Regions from separate parts of the Mus musculus genome. Here all the other regions are linked to region 1. The links are chromatin loops, found by intact Hi-C in ENCODE. Cell type or tissue: left cerebral cortex. All regions are shown on one strand.

Region 1 (8,000 bases):
TGAACACTTACCTGCAAGTTTAGTTACTTATCAACCCCAGTCATTTCATTACTGTTTATATAATGAGGCCCTTGATGGGCTAGCAAGATTCTGGCATGTGGGTCCCCTCCCCCCATGTTTTTCTGTGCTTGCTCAAGGGAGGAAGGCCTTGAGTCATTTCAGGACAGAGGCTCCTTGAGCAGACATTGTTCCACTGTGGGAAATTAAGGGAACTTGGCAAGCATGGTTGGTTTTCTTCTTGACTCGTTAGGCCTGAGGGAAACACAGGTATCAGTGGCATACGGCATTCTGCTAGTCATCTCTAAAAATCTCTACAGAGAATTTTTACTTGTTATTTAACTGATCTTTGGTCAAACTTGTAAGATTGAAACAAATTTACTCAACTTTGGGAACTGGTTAACTTCTTACTGTTTAAATACATAAAGTTTTTTCCTTCATTTCCTTTGTAATGTGGGTGAGAGGTTTTATTTTATTTTAGTTCTTGCCCTGGAGCTTCCTTTCAACATTAGTGGGAATAGAGAATCTTAAATTTCTAGAATATTCTGAGCAAAGGCACTCTACTGCCGAAAGGACATTTTCATATGCCACACTACACTGTTTTTGTACATCTTGGCCCAGGGAAGTTCTTAATCACTCTGCTGTCAAGGAGCATATGGTTTGGATCTAGGCTCCACCCCTCATTAGCAGGTTTTCATGAATGAGATGGTAACCAAAGACCACTGCATAAGTCATGATGCAATGTGTCTGGCAGAGCTGAAGGTGTCCTAAAGAGATACCCATGTCTCTCTATGACTATCAAACCACTGGAACAGGAACCCTAAGAAATGGGAATTTCCCCACAGTAGGAGAACAAAACATGCCAGCCGGACTGGAAACTTAGCTCTCTGAAAGAATGAAACCCTTGCAACTAGGCTGAAACCACACCTTGACAAGACATAGGACAGCCTGTCCATAGCCATTTGTTTATCTCATTTCAGGATGATGAGGGAGAGTTTCACTGGATCTCTTCATCCCTCTTTCGCAAGTGGCCAGTTTAAATATACCTCTCTTTCTCTTTGCTTTTATTATCAATGTTATTGTTATTAATTTTTTGGCTCTTTTAATTGGTTATTGAAGGTGGACAGTTGAACTAGATTTGTTAGTGTATAGGCTGTGATCTTAAAGGCTAGTAATGGTGACTTCTGAGAAACTTCAGAAGTCATCTTCGTATGCAAACTGTCCATCTTCTTTGGAGTAAGTCAAACCCTAGATATCCGACTCACAAATCCTTGCTTTTCCTATGACACACAGCTGGGAAAGCATCTCCCATCATCCTCAGTAAAGCGATGAACATGCTAGATTCACTTTTGTGTTTCCTATTATATCCTATTATTATTGACATCACTTTTATTTTTAAAACTTTTACATTTATTTGTGTGTGTATGTGTGTGTGTGTGTGTAAACATACCATGGTGCACATGTAAGGTCAGAGTACAGCTTATGGAAGTTGGTTCTCTCCTTTTACTATGTAAGTTCCTGGAATTGAACTTAGTCATAAGGTTTGGCTTCAAGTACTCTTATTTACTGAACCATCTCAGTTGCTTTTATTATTTCTTCTTATTCTCCTCCTCTTCTTCACTCTCTTTAGCTTCTCTTCAACTACTGAGTAAGTTATGAGACTTTTATTTTTAATTTTTTTTGAGATAGCATCTTGTCATCCAGGTTGGCCTCAAGTTTTCTGCTTAGCCAATGGTGGCTTTGGATTTCTGTACCTCTCAAATGCTGGGATCACATGAGCATGACCATGTTCAGCTTTCTGAACTTGTAAAATACACTTCTGGTCATAGAAGCTGGAATAGACGTTGACATCTATAACTGTGTTCTTTCCTCCCTCCCTCTTTCTCTCCCTCTCAACTTCCTCCTTCTTTCCATTAAAAAAAACAAAAAGAAAAAAAAAACCTATTCCTTTTCTTTCTAAAAGCACTAAACAGTCCTGCCTATGTCTTCTTATTTGTGTACAGGTTCAAAGTTCCTCTGAAGGGCAGTTGTGCTCTATATTAAATACTTAAAGCCGGGAGAATTGGTTGTGGCTGACTGTTACAGAGAAGCAGTCTATCTTGGAGGGGAAGGCATTGCTCCTAAGCAGCTTAGTCCATGGGGCAGGTCAGCAAGCAGCAGTGGGGTGAGTGATGCCCCCGCCCAGCTGGCTTATTCCTTTTGCTCTTTTTATTCATTCCACAATTTAACCCCCTGGGATGACATTCAGCATGGGACTCCCTCTTCAATTAATTATCTCTGGAAACACCTTACAGCTGCACTCACAAGAGTGCCATCCAGGTGACTCTAAGGCCAGTCAAGTTGAAAATGAGGACTAACTCTCAGTAGTAGGCTTTGTGGTTCATATGGAATGTAAGTAGCTCAACTGGCTCACTTCTAGAAAGCCATATTTCACTTTAGGACTGGCCAAAGTAAATGGTGTATTCTGTATTCCCAGCATACTTTCAGCATATGTTTAAAAGACAAGTGTTGTAGCACCTCCACATCTCAGTGTGCCTGAGTTCAAAGGCAAGGAAGTATTAGAACAAAGTCCTTTTCGATGGTGGAAATTTCAACATAGTAAGAAATGGTAGGAGTGTGGTCTATGTGTGAGTGTCTCTCATCTAGCCTTATCATGTCACACCTCTTTATTTATGCACTTATTTATTAATTTGGTTATTTTGAACAATCACAGTGCAAGACATTATTTAGACACTGAGAAAAACACACAGATAGCTCAGTGCCCATCTAATTTCTGTTTCAGCAGACTGCTTTTCTTGGGACTCAGACGATACAAGGAGAGATTCTCAGCCTAGCCTCCCTCTTGGGAGGTTCCTTTGCACTAAGAAGTCCATCTGGGGAGCAGGATAAAACTTTAAGAGAAATAGGTATCATTCATGTTTATCCATAGTTACATCTTCGCCTATGTGGCTAAAGGATGGTCCAACCTATCTGTGCAGCCCATATAGAGTATTGCCTGTGTACAGGCAAACTTGCTAGGCATCCCTGAGTCAGGAAGATGGTGTGCTTATCAGGCTTTATCTCCATGCTTCCACACTGCCTGGGACTCCAAGGGTAATGGGATCTACAGAAGACTTGGTGCTCATTCCTGACCCACACGTTTCTGCTCCACCTTCACTATGCTTCTAAGTTGTTCTCAAGGCAAAATATCCTTCTGAGTTATTGCAATGATTTTATCCGAAGGACAGAGTTCATTTCATCTGTACTCTGGGTCCTAAAACTAGCAAAGTGCCTTGTGCCTTCCTTTGTGGAATAAATTAATAACGCAGAGGTATACGGAGGGGGTGCAGAGTGATGCTAAAATGAATCCCCTTCATTTTATAACTCTGTCCTTCTGTTCTCAGCCATAAATAAACTTGGACCTTGGAAGATACAGAGATATAGCAAAGATGGATGAGTAACAAGGGAAATACTCCCTCTAACTCAGATTCTGTGTTAGCTTCTGTTAGCTTCTCACGAAGCAATGAACTAAGTACTGCTTGGTGCTCTTCAGCCGTGTCTGACAAGGTGAGACAAACAAGGTGCTGGGAAGATCACTCTTTTGGTAAAATGCTTGCCTAACAAGTGTGGGGGCCTAGTTTTATCCTTAGAACCCACATTTTAAAAGGCAGATATGGTAGCACAGCCTTGTAATTCAATTGCTGGGGAGGAGGACACAGGTTGCTGGAGCTTTTTCTACAACCAGACTAGGTTTTCGGCAACCTCCAGGTTCAGTGAAAGATTCTAGCTCAAAAATAGAGTAGATGACTCCTCAGGAATGATACCTGAGGTTGACCTATATGTTTCACATGCATGTGCACACATGTGAATAAACAACTGCACAGCATAGCCAGAAAGTTGTGTATAAAAATATAGTATAGGAATAGAAAGCCTTTCAAGGTCCCAAGGAGGGAAGTTTGATTAATTACACACACATATACTTTGAGAGTCAAAATAATTAAAATTATTATTGTTGTTGTTGTGTGAGTATATGATGTATGTATGACAGATGGAGTGAGGAGACTGTTCATGTGACAGAATGCATTCAAAGGTCAAAGAGAAACTTGGTAGAGCTAATCACTCTTTTTTTTTTTTCATTTTGTGGCTTCTAGGGATTGAACTCATGTCAACCCGGTTGTACCCTTTTGTTGCATCTTTGTGCTGGCCTGTTTTTGAGTGAACACTAATTTTCTTATGGGAATGGGTGTCCATGAAGTTCAGGATGTGTGGTGTTTGGCAGAGGCACATGTGCTATAGGCTTGAGCATCACTGAGCTGTTAGCTGGGAGACAATGCAGGGGACCAGGGGAGAGATAAGGCTCTTTTTTCTGTTACCCATCTCTGAGGCTGGTACTTTTCATGTGCCTGGCTGACTCATTAAATAAAGAGCCCTGAGAGAACAAAAGCTTGTGCCCTGAGTTCTGTTATGTCTTTCTTTCTCCATTTTGTTTGCAACCTTAAAAGAATTTATTTTGTTTCATCATTTAGAAATTTGTACTTTGTGTTGTTTCTTTTGTATATTTTCATTTTGATTCCAACTGGTTAATTCTGACCTCTCCTCTGCATTATGTCCACCAGTTTCCAGCTTGCATAGATGATATGCTTTCTCTTGTTTATACAACCTCCCCCTATTTATTTATTTATTGTGTGTGCATGGTGTATGCATATTTGTGTGTGTGTGTGTAGGGGGGGACAAGGGGTGTGTGTATGCGCACGCCAGAAGACAAGTTTTGGAAGTCAGTTCTCTGCTTACACATGTAGGTTTCAGGGAACAAACTCAGGCCATAAGGCTAGTCATATTGCCCATCCCAAATTTCCACACATATCACATACCAGTTCACTGCTTATAGTTTCTTGCTTTATAATTGTTCCTGGTTCAAGTTACACCAGATCAGAGAAATATGACTACAACACACTTCATTAAGCTATAAACATGACAGGGGTCATTCTCTGTGAGAACATCAGGGTCAGACACAGGGGGAGAATCATATGTGTCTTAGAGACAGATAAAAGATATTTTGGAATCTGCCTCTCTATTCCATAGAGGTCAGTGTCATAACTGGGAAAGGGGAGTCCCTTCCATTGCAATCTAATTTGGTCAAAACTTGGCAGGTGAATTCTCAGGAAAACAGACTAACTGCTGCTCTCTAGAGTCACGATGACCACAAAAAAGCTGCTCATTTGTCCCTGGAGTTCATTTGGAGGAGAGAGGATGGGCTGAAACCCAATTTCATGGAAAGGCAGGATTCTGTCTACTTCCACACTGATCTTGTGCATCACCTTCTGCTCATTTTTTTTTCCCAGGGTCAATGTTCAAAGTGACATTTGGGAGACAGGCCTGACTTCTTCCTCGCTCTCAACAAATGTGGACTCTTTTGCTCACGGGCCCGTAGCAAATGCTGGCATGGCTTTTAGCAAATGCGGGCCAAATTTCAGTCTCATTATAAAATATAAAGTCAGAGTTGGCTTTCGGTTCTGCACTCACATTTCACACAAAACTAATTTGCAGTGCTTCCAGATGGGTTCAGAGTCGATGGCACGCTGCCTGCTACTCTAAAATTCATGAGGCGGAGAGCACGGGGATGGGAGAGGCAATAGAGTTTGTACCCTGTGTGGGAAAATGTGGAGGGTTTAGGATCTAGGGAAAGAAAGAGTCAGATTTTTAAAAATGACACCAGAGACAGCTTCAGTATGACTAAGGCAAAATGGCGGAGACCCAGCATGTTGTTGACTGATCAGCAGTGAGCATGACGTATGTTCTGCCCACGATGTAAGGGGTAGAAATTATTCTATTCTTTTTAATTAGGATAATTATTCTTAAACCCCTGGGCTTTGGAAATCACATCTTTGTTATAAATCAGGTGTGCATGTGTGTGAGTTCATTAACCAAATGATACTTTGTTGGCAAAGACTCAAATTACCTTCCAGGTCCTGGGGAGATGGCTCAAGTGGTAGAGTGCTTATACTATAAGCAGAAAATCAAACCAAACCAAACCAAACCAACCAACCAACCAACCAACAACAACAATAACAAAAACAACAAAAAATCAAACTCTGAGTTTGATATCCAGAACCTACAGAAAAAAAAAATGCTGGGTATTATGGCACCCCAGTGCTCAGGATATAAAATGCACATTCAGAGGCAAGAGCAAGTGAATCCACCAGCCAGCCTAGCTGCAGCCTGTGGGACCCTGTCAAAGCAAATGTCAGTGGTACTTGACGAATAATACCCTGCGCTGTCCTCCGGCCTCTGCATGCAAGTGTGCACATATGAACACCACACCCACAGACATACAAATACACACAAGCCACCCTCCCATTAGAGATACCCAACTTTTTATGTCTCCAGTTGATGAATGGGAATGTGCTAGACAGCGTGCATGCTGGTTTCATGACACGAATCCTCTAGGGACAAGGGAGGAATGTCATCAAACACAACTTCATTCATGATGCTCAAACATTGGATTCTCCTGGCTCTGTCTGACAGAAGAAAGAGCCATCTTCCATTGCATATAGTGGGGAGTCAGATCTCTTACAACAAGTAAGCAACCCCAGAATGTGGGAGGTAGTCCAGAATGAGACTGGAGACATGGCTGAATTGGAGGAAGCTGCCTCTCTCCCGCCAATGTCCATTGTGCTTAGAGATACAGTCATGTTCCTTGAGTGCTGTACAAGCCTTGCCTACTATTAACTGCCTTGCATAACTAGATAAATGGTCAGGTTACTTCTCACTTGTAACCTGTGGCACTAAAGCTCTGCAAATGCCCACAAAAACATGTCTGTTTTACATATGAGTTCCAAACTTTGGAAAATAGTTAAAGCTGAATTTAAAGCATCAACTTTTAATTCTTAATTACATTTAACTGTATAAATAAATGAGTTTTAAACACTATAATAAAGAAATAATTGTTATAAGTTAATTAAATGTTTTCTGGGTACTTGACAATTTTTTTGTCTTTTTAATTTGTGGGGATGGGGTTAGCAATAAAAAATAATGTTTCCTTATGCCTTTTTCTTATATTTTTTTGATACAAGATCTCTGAGTCTGGCTTTGACTTTCTCTATATAGTGAAGGATGATCTTAAACTCCTGATTTCTCCTACCTCCAACTCCTGAGTGCTAGGTTTATAGGTGTGCACCACAATGCTGAGATATATTATGACAATGTACACACACACACACACACACACACACACACACACACACACACACAAGCTAACTATAGGACATTTTTCTCAATTAGTAACCAGTGGGAGAGGCCCAGAACACTGTGGGTGGGGTCACCCATGGGATGGTGGTCCTGGATTCTATAAGAAAGCAGGCTGAGCATGCCAGGAGAAATGAGCCAGCCAGGATCATCTTTCCACAACTTCTGCATCAGCTGTTGCCTCCAGGTTCCGGATCTGCTCTACCTTCTGTCCTGACTTCCTTCAGTAGTGGACTATAATGTGGGAGCCAAATAAACCCTTTTCTCCCCAAATTGCTTTTGGTCATTAAGGTTTATTATAGCAATAGTAATAGCCCTAACTCAGACAATATAAATCAGTAATTTGTCATGTGCAGAATAGAACATAAGAATCAAGGCATGAATATCCGGGGATCCATCCCATAATCAGCTTCCAAACGCTGACACCATTGCATACACTAGCAAGATTTTATCTAAAGGACCCAGATGTAGCTATCTCTTGTGAGACTATGCCGGGGCCTAGCAAACACAGAAGTGGATGCTCACAGTCAGCTAATGGATGGGTCACAGGGCCCCCAATGGAGGAGCTAGATAAAGTACCCAAGGAGCTAAAGGGATCTGCAACCCTATAGGTGGAACAACAATATGAACTAACAAGTACCCTGGAGCTCTTGACTCTAGCTGCACATGTATCAAAAGATGGCCTAGTTGGCCATCACTGGAAAGAGAGGCCCATTGGACTTGCAAACTTTATATGCCCCAGTACAGGGGAACGCCAGGGCCAAAAAGTGGGAGTGGGT
Region 2 (8,000 bases), 900 kb after region 1:
TCCAGGACAGCCAGGGATACACAGAGAAACCCTGTCTCAAAAACAACAACAACAACAACAACAAAGAATCAGTAAATTCAGCCACAAAAAATTCCATGACTTCTGGACCAGGGTGTCCAGAGTTTAAAGACAGAAAACCTTATACAAAGCTGAAACTATAAGCAGTCTATGGACATAAATATAAATTATGTCATTCTTCAACCTGAAGTTAATGGGTCAAAGGCAACGAGGTAAGGAATCAGTACCCAAGTTCCCTCTGATCTTAGAGGTTAGATGTCACCACCCTTTGTTTCTAAATTAAGTGTGTCTTCAACATGTCCTTATAACTCATTTTTTATTTCATTTGTTTTAAGATATATACTTAGTGTATATGTGTATGTATGTGTGTGTAGTGTGTGTGTTTGTGGGTTCCTGCTAAGACCAGAAAAGGGTATTGGAACCCTTGGAGAAAGAATTCTAGGCAAATTCTGAGGAACCTGATATGAATACTGGAACCATAACTTGGGTCCTCTGCAAAAATAACAAGGACTCAACCTCTGTGCTTTATAGAAACTCTTTTTAAAGCTGAACTCTCAGAAAACATCTCAATTATGATAAAACATTACAATTACTTTCTTTTAAAAGATCTTTATATATGATGTGCATATATCCATGGGAGCTGTTGCACATGAGATTGCAAATGCCTGTGGAGTCCAGAACACACATGCCATCATATGCTCTGGAGATGGAGGCACAGGCAACTGTGAGCTAGCTGCCTGACATGGGTGCTGGTAACCAAAGGGACCCTCCACAAGAGCAGTAAGTGTTTTTATGCTTTTACCTGCATCTCTGCCATGAATCTGAGAGCAAGTAGAGAGGTATAAGAAGGAGCTAGAGGGGAGTAGAAGGAAGAGAAATGATACAATCACTATGCATTTGTGTATAAAAATCTAAGAAAATTATAAACATTTATATGTTTGTGAAAATATCAAAAGAGGAACACATTTTCCTTTTACTTTTTAAAATTAATTTATATTTTACACTCCATATTCTATCCCCCCATCCACCCTCCAACTGTACCACATCCCAAACCTTCTCCCCACCCCCCTCACCCCACCTGAACCTCTAAACTACCTGGGGCCTCCAGTCTCTTAAGGGTTAGGTGCATCAACTCTGAGTGAACACAGACCTGGAAGTCCTCTACTGTATGTGTGTCGGGGCTTCATATCAGCTGGTTTATGCTGTCTGTTTGGTGGTCCAGTGTTTGAGAGATCTCAGGGGTAAGGGTTAATTGAGCCTGATGGTCCTCCTACAGACTTGCCCTTCTCCTAGCTTCTTTCAGCCTTCCCTAATTCAACAACAGGGGTCAGCTGCTTCTGTCCATTGGTTGGGTGCAAATATCTGCATCTGACTCTTTCAGTTGCTTGTTGGGTCTTTCAGAAGGCAGTCATACTAGGTCCCTTTTGTGAGTGTTCCATAGCCTCAGTTGTAGTGTCAGGCCTTGGGACCTTCCCTTGAGCTGGATCCCACTTTGGGCCTGTTGTTGGATCTTCTTTTCCTCAGGGTCCTCTCCATTTCCATCCCTGTAATTCTTTCAGACAAGAAGTCAGACATGTGACTATGTAATGGCAACCCCATCCCTCACTTGATGTCTTGTCTTCCTGCTGGAGGTGGGCTATATAAGTTCTCTCTTCCTACTGTCATGCATTTCATCTAAGGTCTCTCTCTTTGAGTCCTGAGAGTCTCTCACCTCCCAGGTCCCTGGTGCATTCTGGAGGGTCCCCCAACCTCCTATTTCCTGAGGTTGTCTTTTTCCATTCTTTCTACTTGCTGATGCTCAGGGATTCAGTCCTTTTTCCTCACCCAATACCAGATCATGTTCTCCTCTCCCCCCATACTTCCCCCCCCCCAAACCTGTCCACTTTGCTTCCCAGGTCCCTCCCTCCCTCCCCACTTGTGATTGCTTTCTTTTCTCTCCCAAGTGGAACTGAGGCATCCTCACCTGGGCATTTCAGCTTGTTGAACTTTTTGAGTTCTGTGGACTGTATCTTGGGTATTAGGTACTTTTTTTTTTTCTAATATGCACTTATTAGCGAGTACATGCCATGTACATCCTTCTGGTCTGAGTTACCTCACTCAGGATGGTATTCTTCTAGTTCCATCTATTTGCCTGCATTATTTGTCCTCATTCTTAATAGCTGAGTAGTTTCTGTCATGTAAATGAACCACATTTTTCTGTATCCATTCTTCTGTCGTGGGACATCTAAGTTGTTTCCAACTTCTGGTTATCACAAATAAGGCTGCTATGAACATGTGCCCCTGTAGCATGCTGGGGCATCTTTTGGGTATATTCCCAAGAGTGTTATTGTTGGGTCTTCAGGTAGATATATTTCCAATTTTCTGAGGAACCTCCAGATTGATTTCCAGAGTGGTTGTACCAGTTTGCAATCCCACCAGCAATGGAGGAAAAAGGAGGAACACATTTTCTTACATGTGAAAAATCATATTAAGGTCAACATTCAACATTAGAATTTTTATCAAATGGATTTTTATTAGACTGTGACCACCTTGACTTCTTTGCATATCATCTGTATCTGGTTCTGCACAAGTGGTCAAATGCATGACTGCACATGAAGAACAGCATAGACCAAAATAAAGTGAATAAAACTTGCTGCAAGTCAACTTAATATCAGACTCAGCAAATACATTTTCAACCCTTTTATAGAAAATATTTTCACCATTGTAATAATGAATAGCAAAGTGAATTATTTTAAGATATAAAGTTCTCAAAAGACCCATATGCAATGATGCTATTCCACAAACAGTAAGCATGTTGGCCTGATTCACTATAGTATCCTATATCACAATGGTCACACATCAGGTGCTTAATTTCTTTCAGCATCTACAAATAAACACACAAAACACTGAGTACCAAATTGTAACAACTTTAAAAACAATGAACTATTTTCAGTGACTGATATATTTATTCATTTTATAAATACTTATATTTGAGCCTCACTATTATAGCCCAGGTAAGTTACTGAAAATTATGCCTGCTGTGCAGGGCTCAGAGAACTCACTTTATCTGTTGTTGGTTCAGAACCAGTAAAGATTGTTAGATGTTGGAATGATGAGATCTGGCATAGGAAAGAACTTAGCTGTTGAGCAGCAGAGATATTCAGGAAGAATAAGGGGAGTGTTGCTTAGAAAAGGAACCAGAGTGTTCAAGGTGAATTGTCAAATGCAAAAGTGTAAGATCTATAATTCCATTATATTGAAAAGATCCATTTGTGGAAAAGGTCTTTAAAGATTCAGGCAAAGCCAAGTTCAGCAAATATGAAGGTCAGGCTGCAGTGGACTAAAAAGTGAATTAAAACAGATGATAGATTACTATTAGAGATGTGGAAAAACAGAGGAGAGAGATTAGGCAGTTGCTTAATGAAGAGGCAAAGTTATTTTTTCTTTCATTTTAAGTTGGGGAAGTTGGTTGAGAAATGCTCAAATATATTTTAAAGATTGAGGGAAATGAACCTGCAGATGTGTGAGGGAGTAAGGGGAGATTTACTGGTTGAAAAGCTAAGCAAGTTTTGGCAAAAGTGAGAGAAGATGGCACCATAAGGACAAGCAGAGTTCAGTTACAACTAATCATGAAGAAATAACTTGGATGGCAAGTGAAGACTAGCACAGAGAGCTGAAGGCAGGGGGAGCTCAGCCAGTAGGGTCCAGTCAGCATCCTGTTTCTCTAGAGTAAGAGGGCAGGGCCATGGACCAGAATTGAATGAACAGGAGTGAAATGGAGCTGAAAAGATGGGTTGTTTATAAGTACAAATATCCCAAATGAAGAACCAGACAACTCCTTCCTCTGCCTCTGGTCACTATCGTCTAAGCATCATGGAATGTCTAGGTGAATCATTATAATCTGCACAGTGATCATCTCAGAATGACCAACCTCAAACATCTGTTCCCACTATATTGGGAGTATGATCGTGATGCTGTTTTGTTTTGTCATTTTCTTATGTTTTTGCTACTATCTTTCTTTTATATGTTGTTCTCAACATTATGTAACTTGGGGGAGGTTTTCTTACATTTTTCATGCACCTACTCAGCTGACAGCTTCAATTGCTGCCTAATTCCCCCTGGACTTTGTGTTTGAGATTATCATCCTGTCACGAGCACCTTTCTCTGGCTAGGTCCACCTCCACCCCCACCTCTTTTTCAGTTTTATGGGAAGATTGATTTTAAGGGTTTTATAGATTTTATCATTGAAAACATCTTTCATTTTTAACACTCTATTGCCCTCTAGAGTAGATGAAGGTGTACAGCAGCAAATTCTGGTAAACTGCAGGATAGTTTGTGTGGAAAGGCTTTTTCTGAAACTGCAGCTATCCTCATTAAGAAAACATCCATTGAAAAGAGTGTGATTTTATTGAATGCATAATTGAAATAAATAATTCAATTTCCATAATAGACACATGGGAAACTGAAGAGTCTGTGCTCACAGACTTCCCTATAACAGAAAACTTCTCAAATAAATTGGGCTCAGAAATAAATGTCTATTACTTTCTGTTTCAAATTTACATAATTATCTTTCCCCAAAGAATGGAAATATCTTAAATAAAAAATATGTTTTCTAGTTTTCCAAACATATGCAGAAAAGGAAGAAAATTGAGATTAAGAAGGTCAAGTGTCATTAATATTATAGCAGAAGATGAAGTAACCAGAGCTCATTTCTTGAGGCATCCCTTCCTCTTTAATATGCCTGCATTTTACAGGTGACATCTCAGAGATTCCATATGCAGATCTTTGACATTTAGCTTAGGGTCTTCTTTGCTTAATGCTGTGTTTCTTGACCTGATAAAAGACACACGGTAGCTAAGTGACAATGGGAAGTGGTTCCTGTTGCAATCAAAGCAAGCAGCAAACACACAGCTATGTGTTTTGTGAAAACAACACTTAAGCATTGAGCTGGACACTTCTCCACAGCTTCTGAACTCAGTTATCTGGCAAACGCCAGTTTCCAAGAGTAGTACAGAGCCTCTTAAATAAAAATAAACCAGGGAATTTCAAGTCCCATTTAGCTAAAAAGAGTAAGATCTTACTATCCAAGTATGATTCTATGGCGGCCATTCTCATTCATATAACCACACTCATTCACAGTAAGCTCAAACAGGTATTGGATTTTTTAATATAAACACAAAAGCCATTTTCTCTTGCCTTAAGCTTTGTCCTTCACTTCAGAAGTTGCCAGTTTAGTTTTAGAAACAGAGAAAAATACCTAAAAAGAGGGGAAATATATTTACCCAGAAGAGAAACGGCACTGAGCTTTGTGATGTAAAGATCTTTGCTGACATAACCTGGAAAAATGAGGGAATTTAGAAATTTTCTCATGGGGAAATTTAGAAAAAAAAATGTATTAAAAGGGATTCAACACTAAACTGAGGTGTTTGTGCAGTGGGGAACACAACAAATCAATAGAATCTGGTTTTAGGTTGTTTTGTTTTGATTTTGTTTTTCCTATGTCTAGGGAAAAACAAATTGTTTCATTCTTATTCTTTGTACTTGTGTGTTTTCACCCAGAAGAAAGAGATGTCCTGGTATAGGCTGAGACTAAAGGTAGAAAAATACAAAAGGAATAAGAAGATACAGAAATGATTCATGGAAAGAAAGGCTACATACATACGCTTGAAATTAGGCTTTGTATGAAATAAATCAAAGTAAGGTTTAAGGTATGAAATAAGCTTCATAAGGCAGAAATTTGTAATCTACATTTAATTATTAACAGAAAAAAAAAAGCCTCTGGCAAATGTAGTGTGTACCTTCTACTACGGTGCTTTAAGCTCCAGGCCACCACCATGGTTCCCTTGGATCCCCCGATAAAAGACACACACACACACACACACACACACACACACACACACACACAGTGCTCATTTTGAACTTGCCTTATGGCTCGGCTGCTGGGCTCTTCTAAGCCTCCTCCAACTAGTGTGGTTCAGTGGCTTGGCTTTTCTAAGCCTCCCACACCTATCGTGGCTTTTCCTTTACTCCCTGCTCAACAGCCTACATCTGCCCTTAGCTTAGTTGCCCAGTTACCTTCTCTTGGCTCAACATTAGACATCTACCCTCAGCTTAGCTCTGTTTCTAATCTCCAGCTTAGGGAAGCAGTAAATAGTCACATGGCTGGTGACTCTCCATCCCTCCAAACCCTTTCCTCCTCCTGTGTCTCTTAGCCTGCCTGAGGGATCTTAAGCCCTGCCTCTTCTGCCCAGCCATTCACCATTAGCATCTATATTGATTAATCAAGAACTAATTGGGGGAATAGGACCTTCATTGTTCACACACAGATTCCCAATTAAAGCATTAGAACCTACCCCGTACAAGCAAGCCTAAGTGACTGCACTCATAGTGCTGAAACAAAATAGCAGCATCTGGGAAGTTTACAAATAGCAAAAGGTAATTTATTACCACTTTAGAGACTGAAAATCTGAAGATCTAATTCCTCATTCACAGGATAGCAAAGTGAGTTTGAAGGGACAGAAGAGAAGAAAGAAGGCCAATTCTACAAACGCATTCTATAATTTGACACTTCGTGGGCATATATGATTAAATGCATATTCATTTCGGGTATGATACCAACAGAGATTTAAGAAACTATTACATACACCCAAGGGGCAAATATAAGAAATTTACCAGGATTACTGACTAGAGCATAGAAAGATATTCTATCTATCTTACCATATTGTAGGTGGCTTAAAAAAGCTATATCACTGGAAAAATCTACTTCAGTATGAGACATGATTCTCGAAAGTTGTTTACCTTGAGCTCCTGCCCCACTTACAGGCAGCTCTACTAAAAGTCCCCTCTTTCCTAGCAGTTATTACTGGTGGAAAACCTTTAGATGGACCCAAAAATCATGTAACTTTCTGAACTTCCTGAGTATTGTAAATTTCATGATTCTCCCTCCTGCCTCCAGGATAGAATGTCCTAGTTTAAAGAAAATGGCACAGCTAATGAGACCAGCCCTCTCAAAAAGACAAAGTCTAATTACCAAAACATTTCTCAAGAGGCTGACCTCCAAATCTGCTGTATTGGGGATTAAGTTTTCCCATACATGAATTGGAGGAGACACATTAAGATTATAGTGCAACCATCTTGGAAGAGGCTATTTTACACACACACATACAAAAATGACCCCCAAACCAGGGCCTGGAGTGATGGTCCCAGTGACTAAAAGCATTTGCTGCTTTTGCAGTGGACCCAAGTTTGATTCTCAGCATCTACAATGAGTGGCTCACAATGACATATAACCCTAGGTTCAGGGGAGCAAAGGTACTCTTCAAGACTCCATGGGCACATATGCATATACCGATACTCACACACACACATACACCAAATTAAAATTAAATGAATCTTTTTAATGGGATGGAGAGATAGCTCAGTTGTTAAGAATACATACTTCTCTTAAAGAGCGTGCAATTTCAGCTCTCAGACCTCATCCAATGACTCACAACCTGCAGCTCCAGTTCCAAGGGAGAAAATGCCCTTTTCTGGCCTCTACAGATATCAGATAAGCATGTGGTGTACATATAGGCAAAATGCAGTCAAAAATTCATACCCATGCACTAAAAAGTAAATAAATCCTAAAAGCAAAACTATATTAAAAATATAAAATTAAAAAAGTCACAAACCTATTTTTTGTAATATGCCTATGATTGGTGTTCCGTTTTGTGCCATGCAGTTGGAGAGAATCTAGTATAATGCTATAGGAACATCATGTGTAGGTATAAAAAAGCTACCGCTTTGTCCATTTTATGGCTTATAGTACATTTTCATGCAATTTTTTGTGCATTTAGTTTTCAAAATTACCATATAAGGTCAGTATTACAATATTTATTTCAAGGATGTAGAAACACAAGCTTAGTGGGGTTAAATAACCTCCCCAAAGTAATTATAGCAGAATCAGGACTCAGAGTAGAACTTCAGCATTTGTTTCTATGGTGTTTCCAGTAGTAGAACAATAA
Region 3 (8,000 bases), 630 kb before region 1:
AGCCTGATGCTAACAGGTGCACCTTTCTCTTCAGTGCGATGGTTTCCATGTGTATACATGTGTAATCACTTCAAGATAAATACAATCAGTCCATATCTCAACTCCTCCTCAGCAGAACTTTGTTAAAGTACAACTTATTTAAAACAGTTCAGTTCCTTCCCACTCTTCTTCTTCCTCCCCTAGCTAACTCCTTTCTAGCAAGTTCTTGTTTCCTTGTCTTTTGGTCCCCATCTGAACGAGTATCCTATCCCTTAGTCCAGCTCCCATAACACACACCTGCATACACGGGGCAAGGTCAAACAGACAAACAGGCTTAGTCTATTTCTCAGTAAGCTCTGGTTCAAAGTCTGAGAGAACACACTGAGAAATACCTCCAACGGTTGTCTTTCTTTCCACTGTGGCTAAGCATTCCCCCCACCCCCAACTCCTTTAACTTTATATCACTTCTAAGAAGGAGGAGGAAACATGTGGTGCTAGCCAGAGACGGAGGAAAACTCTAGCTGGGGAAGGACTAGAAGTCAGGCTGAAAGTGCAGAAGAGGTAAACAGCGCATTAGTGTGGAGACTCTAAACACTCTTAACACTGTCTGCAAACCACTTTACTTTCTTCGCCTAGTTGGGTTGCTTGGTCTCACTTCGGGCTCTTCGTACATAGCTGTTCATTCCTAAAACATGAAGATGATAACTACAGCCTCGTGGTCAGCTACAGGGTAAATGCTCAGAGCACAAGTCTCAAAGCAGCAAGTATTATCTGGCACTGCTAAAACTACTACCCTGACAGCCTTTCCTTCCATCAAGAAATTCCCTGAGAAGCCAGACACAATGATGCACACCTACACTCCCCGTACTCTGGAGGCTGAGGAAGAGGAAGGAGCAGTGATGTGGGTCGGAAGCTAGCCTACATAGCAAGAGGTTCCTCCTTGCCTTCTCAGACACTGTGGTTCCAGGCTGAAGGCAATGAAGGCACTGAGCTGCATGCCCAGGGTACTTCCTGTACATCACACAGGAAGAAACCCAAGAGACACGGAGAATACCCATCCTTTATTTCACAGACAAGAGAGGTCAGACCTAGACAAATCAATCTAAAATGCACAAGATGGCAGCAACATGTGAGCAGTAAGCAGTTTAATTTATTCCAAGGCATTTTTTTCTTGTCCTTGCAATAAATAAATAGCTATCAAAAGCCCTCATTTACATATAGTGAAAGTGTAGCTATAAAGGTGAAGTGACCTGAGAGCTTATCAAGTGGAGAAAGTACATTTATAGCCAGATCTTTCGACTCTACAGTGCTACCCTCGCTCCATCTTCCAACTTTACATCGCACTCTAATTACACAACCTGGTTGCTTTCTTAGGGTACATATCTTAAAAACAAAAACAAAAAGAAACCCTGCTGATCCTCTGAGGAGAAAGCTATGGAATGCCTCCCAAGAAACCAGCACCAAGAACACTGCCTGATCCTTGAGGCCCTGCGTGAATTCTGAAGAGCTCGCTCATCAGCTGATTTACCTGAATGGAAAGGAAACTGCTGCTTGGCTTCACCAGTATGCGCATCCCAAATGATGGTGGTCTGAGATTAAAAGGAGAAGAAAAGTTAAAGAGTGTCTGAACAGCAGAATGGACACCTGACTGTATCAAGGCGGAAGGATGCTGTGTAGTGAACTCCACAGGCAATGTTTTTATTCCTCACAGCAGCCCAGGAAAAAGGATCATGATGCAGCTTCACTTTTCTGTGGTGGTTTCTCGCCAACTTATTTCCTACAACAACTCTTGTTTGTCAACAAAGAGTCTGCATTGAATTAGACTATTTAATGGCTATCACTGCAATGGTGCAAGATTTTCCAGCTCAGGAGTTATAAGGAGGAAAGTGCTTGTTATAGTAAAATCACCACTAAAAGATTTCTTTTACTTGGACCTCCTATGAACCCCCCGCCCCCGCCCCCAAAGGCCGTTTACATTTTGATACCACTTAAAGCAGGTCGTGAAACTGCTTATGAAAGTGCCAAGTGCTGGCTTTTCCCGAATCCTTCATCTCCCTTTTAAAAGTGTTCACTGAAAATATGAGTCTCAGCCAGTTCCTGTCTCCTTCCCCAGCACTACCCAACTGATTAAGAGCCTGGGCGTTGCTGATGGAAACAGCCACGGCTGCCCCTGAGAAAGCCTGAGAAGCACCAAGAACTTCATTCCATGCTTCACGAGAGTCAAACCCCAGAAGAAAATGAGGAACGGTCATAGCAACACAGATACAATGAGCAGACTCAGGAAAACAAGTAGACAATATAAGACATTTCTAGTACTGTGACAAATTCATGCTTGAACGAACTCAAGTCTGCTTCAGTGATTAGCAGGAAAGAAAAAAATATTACTTTCAAATATATTCTTGATAGAGCTTGGCTGAATGTTCATTTACCTTATCTACGCCAGCACTTAGGATGAAATTTCCTTTCTTATTCCATTTTAATGCAAATATAGGACCTTTATGCTGCCCCAAGGTGCTGGCAAGATTACCTAAATTAAAAACAAACAAACACACACATTAAAATTACTTCAAACTTTTAAATTTAGAACATCAATAAAGTTAGAAAATGTCATACCATCTTTAGTCCATATTCTGGCAAATCCATCATATGACCCAGTTGCTAGAAGTGTACCTTCACTCTGGCAGAGAAACACATTTTGTTTATTACACAACTCAAAAGGCCATTTAATTACTACACACATGTTGCCTGTTTAAGTCCCAGGCACAAAAGACCCTGATCTATGTGTAAGTGCCAACAAAGGCTGGCAAACCCCCACCCCCTAATGAAGGCGGTGTTCTCGGACAGGCCAATCCCAGTGTGTGCACCGGCAGGAAGTGCTGTGGAGCAGGACTGCAGTCCCTATGCAGAACATTTTCACAGGTGACCATGAGTGAGGATGGGGCAAGTGTAGACCAGGAAGGACAACATAAAAATGATACCATGAGAATGCTTTTTATAAGAAGTAAAAAGCAAAGCCTACAATTCACTCCTAAATTCTGATTAGGATTTTAGGAATATGGGGCCAGATTGAAGCTAAAATTGGGATCTAATTTCAAGATTATATAATGCCAAGTCCTCAAATGTCTTCATTCACAGACCATTTATGCAAGAACAAAACACTCACATTCCAATCTAGAGACGTGACATCCTTGTTACTGGGCACGTCCTGCCCTCCTTCCCGTATGCAGTGTCTAAGCACGAGCTGCGTAGGGCCACTCGTGCTGTTCTCACTGAGGTTCCAGATTCTTGCCGTGGAGTCTCCAGACCTTCAGAGTCAAAAAATCGGCTTAAGTCTTCATATAAGCAAGCATTCCAGAACCCAAGCCATACATTTAACACCTGAATAAGAAGTAGACTACCAGATATAAACATTTCTAATATTTCTCTTTTAGAGCTCCTACCAAGTAATAATACTAACCTACTAAGGTAAAATGACCGGAAAGTGAAATCTATGTAGCAGTCCTTTTGTTGAGGTATTCTTAGATGCCATTGTCATGCTGCACGTGACATAATCCCAGGACACAGTGCATCAACAAGGCAAGGTTACAGAGTAAATCCTGTCTAAAACAACAAAATACTCAACAGCTAGAAAGCTCTTTGAAAAACCTACCCTGATGCCAGGAGATCACTAACAGGGTTCCAGGCACAGATGAAAACTTCAGATTCATGGCCCCGAAGCACAACCGCTTTATTGGAAGGGATTTCCACATCCCCATCTACTTCCATCATGTCAGTGTGATTATCTGCAGCATGAGAAGTAGCAGTTCTGTCAGAAGGTAAGCACATTTCTAGCAAGTATGGCTGTACTAGTTTTAAAAGTGTGAGTGTTTATGCCCAGAGAATGTGTATGTGGAAGTGGTAAAAAAAAGAAAGGGGGAAAAAGGGCTATACCTCAGCATGGCTGAATTAAACAGCCTGTAACAATACTATTCTGAGTTCTGCCAGTAGGGGTTGCTGATATCATTTCTATAGCATGAGTCATCTTTATTGCTCACCATCAGAGCCTTGCTGGATGTTTATAACAGGGACTACTAGAAATTTTACTTAGAAATCAACTGCAGATGCAATGTTCACTTAAGAGTAGAAAGGGGTTTCAGAAACATTTAGGAACAAACAAACATTCAGTGTATTTAGCTTTTTAGAATCTTAGGTAGAAAATATGAACTGTGTGATGCACTATACTGCCTGTTTTTGTGTGTCAACTTGACACAGCTGGAATTATCACTCAGAAAGGAGCTTCAGTTGAGGAAATGCCTCCATGAGATCCAACTGTAAGGCATTTTCTCAACTGGTGATCAAGGGGGGAAAGCCCACTGTGGGTGGTGCCATCCCTGGGCTGGTAGTCTTGGGTTCTATAAGAGAGCAGGCTGAGCAAGCCAGTAAAGAACATCCCTCCATGGCCTCTGCATCAGCTCCTGCTTCCTGATCTGCTTGAGTTCCAGTCCTGACTTCCTTGGTGATGAACAGCAGTATGGAAGTGTAAGCTGAATAAACTCTTTCCTCCCCAACTTGCTTCTTGGTCATGATGTTTGTGCAGGAATAGAAACCCTGACTAAGCGAAGCATGTTGGGGGGTAAAGACAAACACTGGCTATCAGTACAGCTCTAAGGATGGGGCAATGGAGAACAGTAGTGTGTGCTGAGCATCTCCAAGCATTCTCGGCTCACTTGCGATGGTATGTGCTCCATTCTCCTCCCCATTTGCTGTATTCTCTCCATTTTTTGCAGATCCTTGCTGGTTAGTGGCGGCAGCAGCGGCAGCGGCTGCGGCTGCATGCTGCTGTGCAAGCTTGTCTCTGTAGGCTTGTTGTCTTGTTTGGACTACATCGGGCATAACAGCATCTATCAGGGACAGAGACTCGATGGGTCGACCATCAAATAAGGTGCCATCCTGGGGTTGGAAAACCGGGAAAGAAAAATGAGATGTAGTCATGAGGTTAACAAACATTCCATTAACAAAATGAACAACTTCATTCTAAGGAAACCGTGAACGTGAGCAAGAAGGAGGAAGGGGGCAAGAATGACAAAGATGCAAACAGCCACCAACTGTCACTGAGGTCCTGCTGAACTCTGCACAAAGACAAACCAATACAAGAGGCCATTCACAAAAGCTTAAAGATAATAAAATGATAATGTATAACATCCAGGTAAGAAAAGCTGTTAGTAAAAAACACTGACCAATATGAATATGTCATACCACGGGATCCAGGCCTTGGAATAAAGGAAAGCACCTGTACTGACCGGGAGCAGATCTTGACCTTACTGGTTTTCTCTAAACATTACAGGATGATCATACACAGAAGTCATCTAGATGTGTGTGATACACAAACTTGACATTAGGAGTAAATGAAGGGACCCACAGATAATGCTAACTGTGGCAATGTGGTAACCCACCGCTGAGGATACCAAAAGGGAACTGGACTACTTTAAACAGCTAAAATCTTTTCATTTACTTTTACAAAAAAAAAGGGGGGGGGGGGGAGGGCATGTGTTTACCTCTACATATTCCGGCCATACACTAAACATTGTAGCTACAACAAAGTTCTACTCAGAAAGAACATGCAGTGTGTGCTTATGAATGCTTTAAAGGCTGTAAGGTCCTTGTTACAGCGCCTCATGTTCCCAGCAGCTACCCAGTGACAGTCCAGAACTAAATGAGCTCGGCTGTGCTACAAAGCTAATTTATAGAATCAGGGAGCAGGTAAGATGGCCTCAGGCACAAGTAGCATGCCAACACCAGAAATAAACACACTACTTCCACATGAACCTTGGACACGAAGCTCTGAGAATCAATGTTGGCATCAATTATAAATAAATTGGCTTCCAACATCAGGGTACATGAAACTAACAGTGTTTTTTTATGTCCTTGCCATCAGTTTGTTCTTAGTACTCTCCAGCCAAATTACTTATGTGTTAAACATGATTTCCTTTGCTTACATACATACACACACACACACACACACACACACACACACACACACACGCAGAGGAATAGTCTACAGAAATTATCCGCTGGTATGAAGACCAGTACAGTTATGAAGAATAATTTTAATCTGTCTGAACCCATGAAGTCAAGGTCAGATACTCAATAAACAACCACATTTAAGAATCAGAATCAGTGTTTGAAATGGAACTCATCTGCCTTACCTCATTTATGCTAACTTCTGCCTCTACATACTGCAGGCCTTTCTGGATGATAGAGATGAGTGCAGCGGGTGGAACCAGGGCACCATTTATGTTGGACTGACTTATATGGCTCTCTATACCAAAGGTAAACGCAGAATGAGAAAATCCTAAAAGCAAAGGAAACACTGTGAGAACTTATGTTGCTAGTAACATCACATTAAATTACAAACAGAAAAAACTTTGTTATCTTTTATAATTACATATCATCACTTGACGGTGTAAATGGACAACTAAGAAATGATTGAAAATAAAAATATTAAAAGAGAAACTTGCCAGCCTTTTACTTTCCCTTGCTCTCGGCTACTGTACATGTGGCTTCTAATGGGTTGCATGTCTTCAGGTTTTCTAACTGTACAACAGTAATACAACTTTCCTCAAGAAAATGCATCAAATGCCAAACCCTGAGAAGCTGTGAGCTACAACACACTTCACCTGCCTCATGAGACAAAAGCAAACCAAGATTCATGCGACACATCATAGTTCTGTGGCATATTGAAAAAAAAAAAAAAAAAGACTTAGGAAATAAATCCAAACTAGAAAACAACACAAACAAGACAAAATAACGCAGCCTGGGGCAGCCGATGTGAGTGGGCCAGCAGTGCCTGCCTACCATGCATTTAGATTCTGGGAGCAACACTGCCAAGCTGTGTGCAATGGTGCACACCCATACTGCCAGCACGCAGAAGTGAACAGGTGGGAAGATCGGACTTCAAGATTATCTTTGACTACGTAAGAGCAACCTGGGCTGTATGAAACTGTTTCCAAAGGAAATATACATCAAATTGTAACTGAATTCATACATTATTTTTATATATATTTAGTGACTAAAAAAATATTACTATTTTACGTAATAACTCATCTAAAGTTTTTGTTGTTGTTTCTCTAAGATAAGGTTTCTCTGTATAGCCCTGGCTATCCTGGATCTCACTCTTCAGAACAAACTCGCCTTAAACGCACAGAAATCTGTGCCTGCCTCTGACTGCTGAGTGCTAGGATCAAAGTTGTGTGCCTCTATCACCCGGCTCTAAATAAAGAACTACAAGATGAAAGTACAGTTCCTAGGCCTCCTTTAACAATTAGTTCCAGCACTCAGGGGACAAGCAGACTACCGACCATATTCCAGTGGAGGATTGGGCCACAAAATTAAGTAATTAAAAATTAAATAATTAAAGAAAAAATACTTAAAAACATGAGGGTACATAGCCAATCTCTTGATATTAGCCTCATTCATACTGTTACAAAAATCTGGTCCAGATAGCAAAGTGAAGTTCCAGTAATGGACAGGGTGGTCACTCTCTTTACTGAAATTCCATAACAGTTTACCAAGTTTTAAAAGACTGCATGATTCCAGATACCACTTGACTGGGAAAGGCTCAGGGGTGGCTAATGTATGCATGGTTGTGTTCTCAAAGCTTCTACTTCTGCCTTAATGGCCCACAGTGGGAGAAGGGAGAAAGACATTTCTCAGAAATCTTGCTTTTAACTTCATGATTTTACCCACAGACTAGCTTGTGATAAAGGATATTTAAGAGTTTTGTGTTTAACTAGAGATCACAAAGGTGGCTGAGGCAAATGTGGCATGAGATGGAAGACACCATCCTGAAACATTATCCTTCAGAAATTCCAAAGTCCTGAGTTTGGCAGGGCACACAGCAGAAAGGCAAGACCAAGCACTGGAAACACTAGGGAAAATGGCGGGAGGTGAGGAGATCAAGTTGGAGACATGGAGACAGGAGATTCCTGTGTAAGGAACAAAACACAGGCCCTCAGTAAGCTCTTCTCCCTGGAAAACCTTTG

What was found. Peaks named below come from ENCODE experiments on the same cell type or tissue, not always from the same donor. Only the 100,000 strongest peaks of a DNase experiment are listed, where the experiment ranks them.
Region 2: it touches region 1 in a loop (3-fold over the local background); 5 of 42 quality-filtered maps call a loop at or near these places.
Region 3: it touches region 1 in a loop (2.0-fold over the local background); 2 of 42 quality-filtered maps call a loop at or near these places.

What each region holds. Positions count from the first base shown.
Region 1 is chr3:21,555,782-21,563,781 of GRCm38, reverse strand. No RefSeq gene overlaps it. Among named protein-coding and RNA genes, the nearest start is that of Gm31610, 70 kb to the right of the region's middle. In left cerebral cortex, no CTCF peak of the experiment used is centred here; DNase peaks (open chromatin) are centred at 183, 657, 3,356 and 5,545; H3K27ac peaks cover 885 bases.
Region 2 is chr3:20,651,754-20,659,753 of GRCm38, reverse strand. No RefSeq gene overlaps it. Among named protein-coding and RNA genes, the nearest start is that of Gm31466, 150 kb to the right of the region's middle. In left cerebral cortex, a CTCF peak has its summit at 4,286; DNase peaks (open chromatin) are centred at 3,657 and 4,185; H3K27ac peaks cover 733 bases.
Region 3 is chr3:22,186,676-22,194,675 of GRCm38, reverse strand. Tbl1xr1 (transducin (beta)-like 1X-linked receptor 1) reads right to left here. Exons shown (of 16, transcript NM_030732.3): 4 at 6,165-6,310; 5 at 4,686-4,908; 6 at 3,629-3,761; 7 at 3,143-3,284; 8 at 2,593-2,656; 9 at 2,409-2,506; 10 at 1,508-1,568. Among named protein-coding and RNA genes, the nearest start is that of Tbl1xr1, 110 kb to the right of the region's middle. In left cerebral cortex, a CTCF peak has its summit at 3,969 (motif pointing right); DNase peaks (open chromatin) are centred at 3,145 and 3,970; H3K27ac peaks cover 300 bases.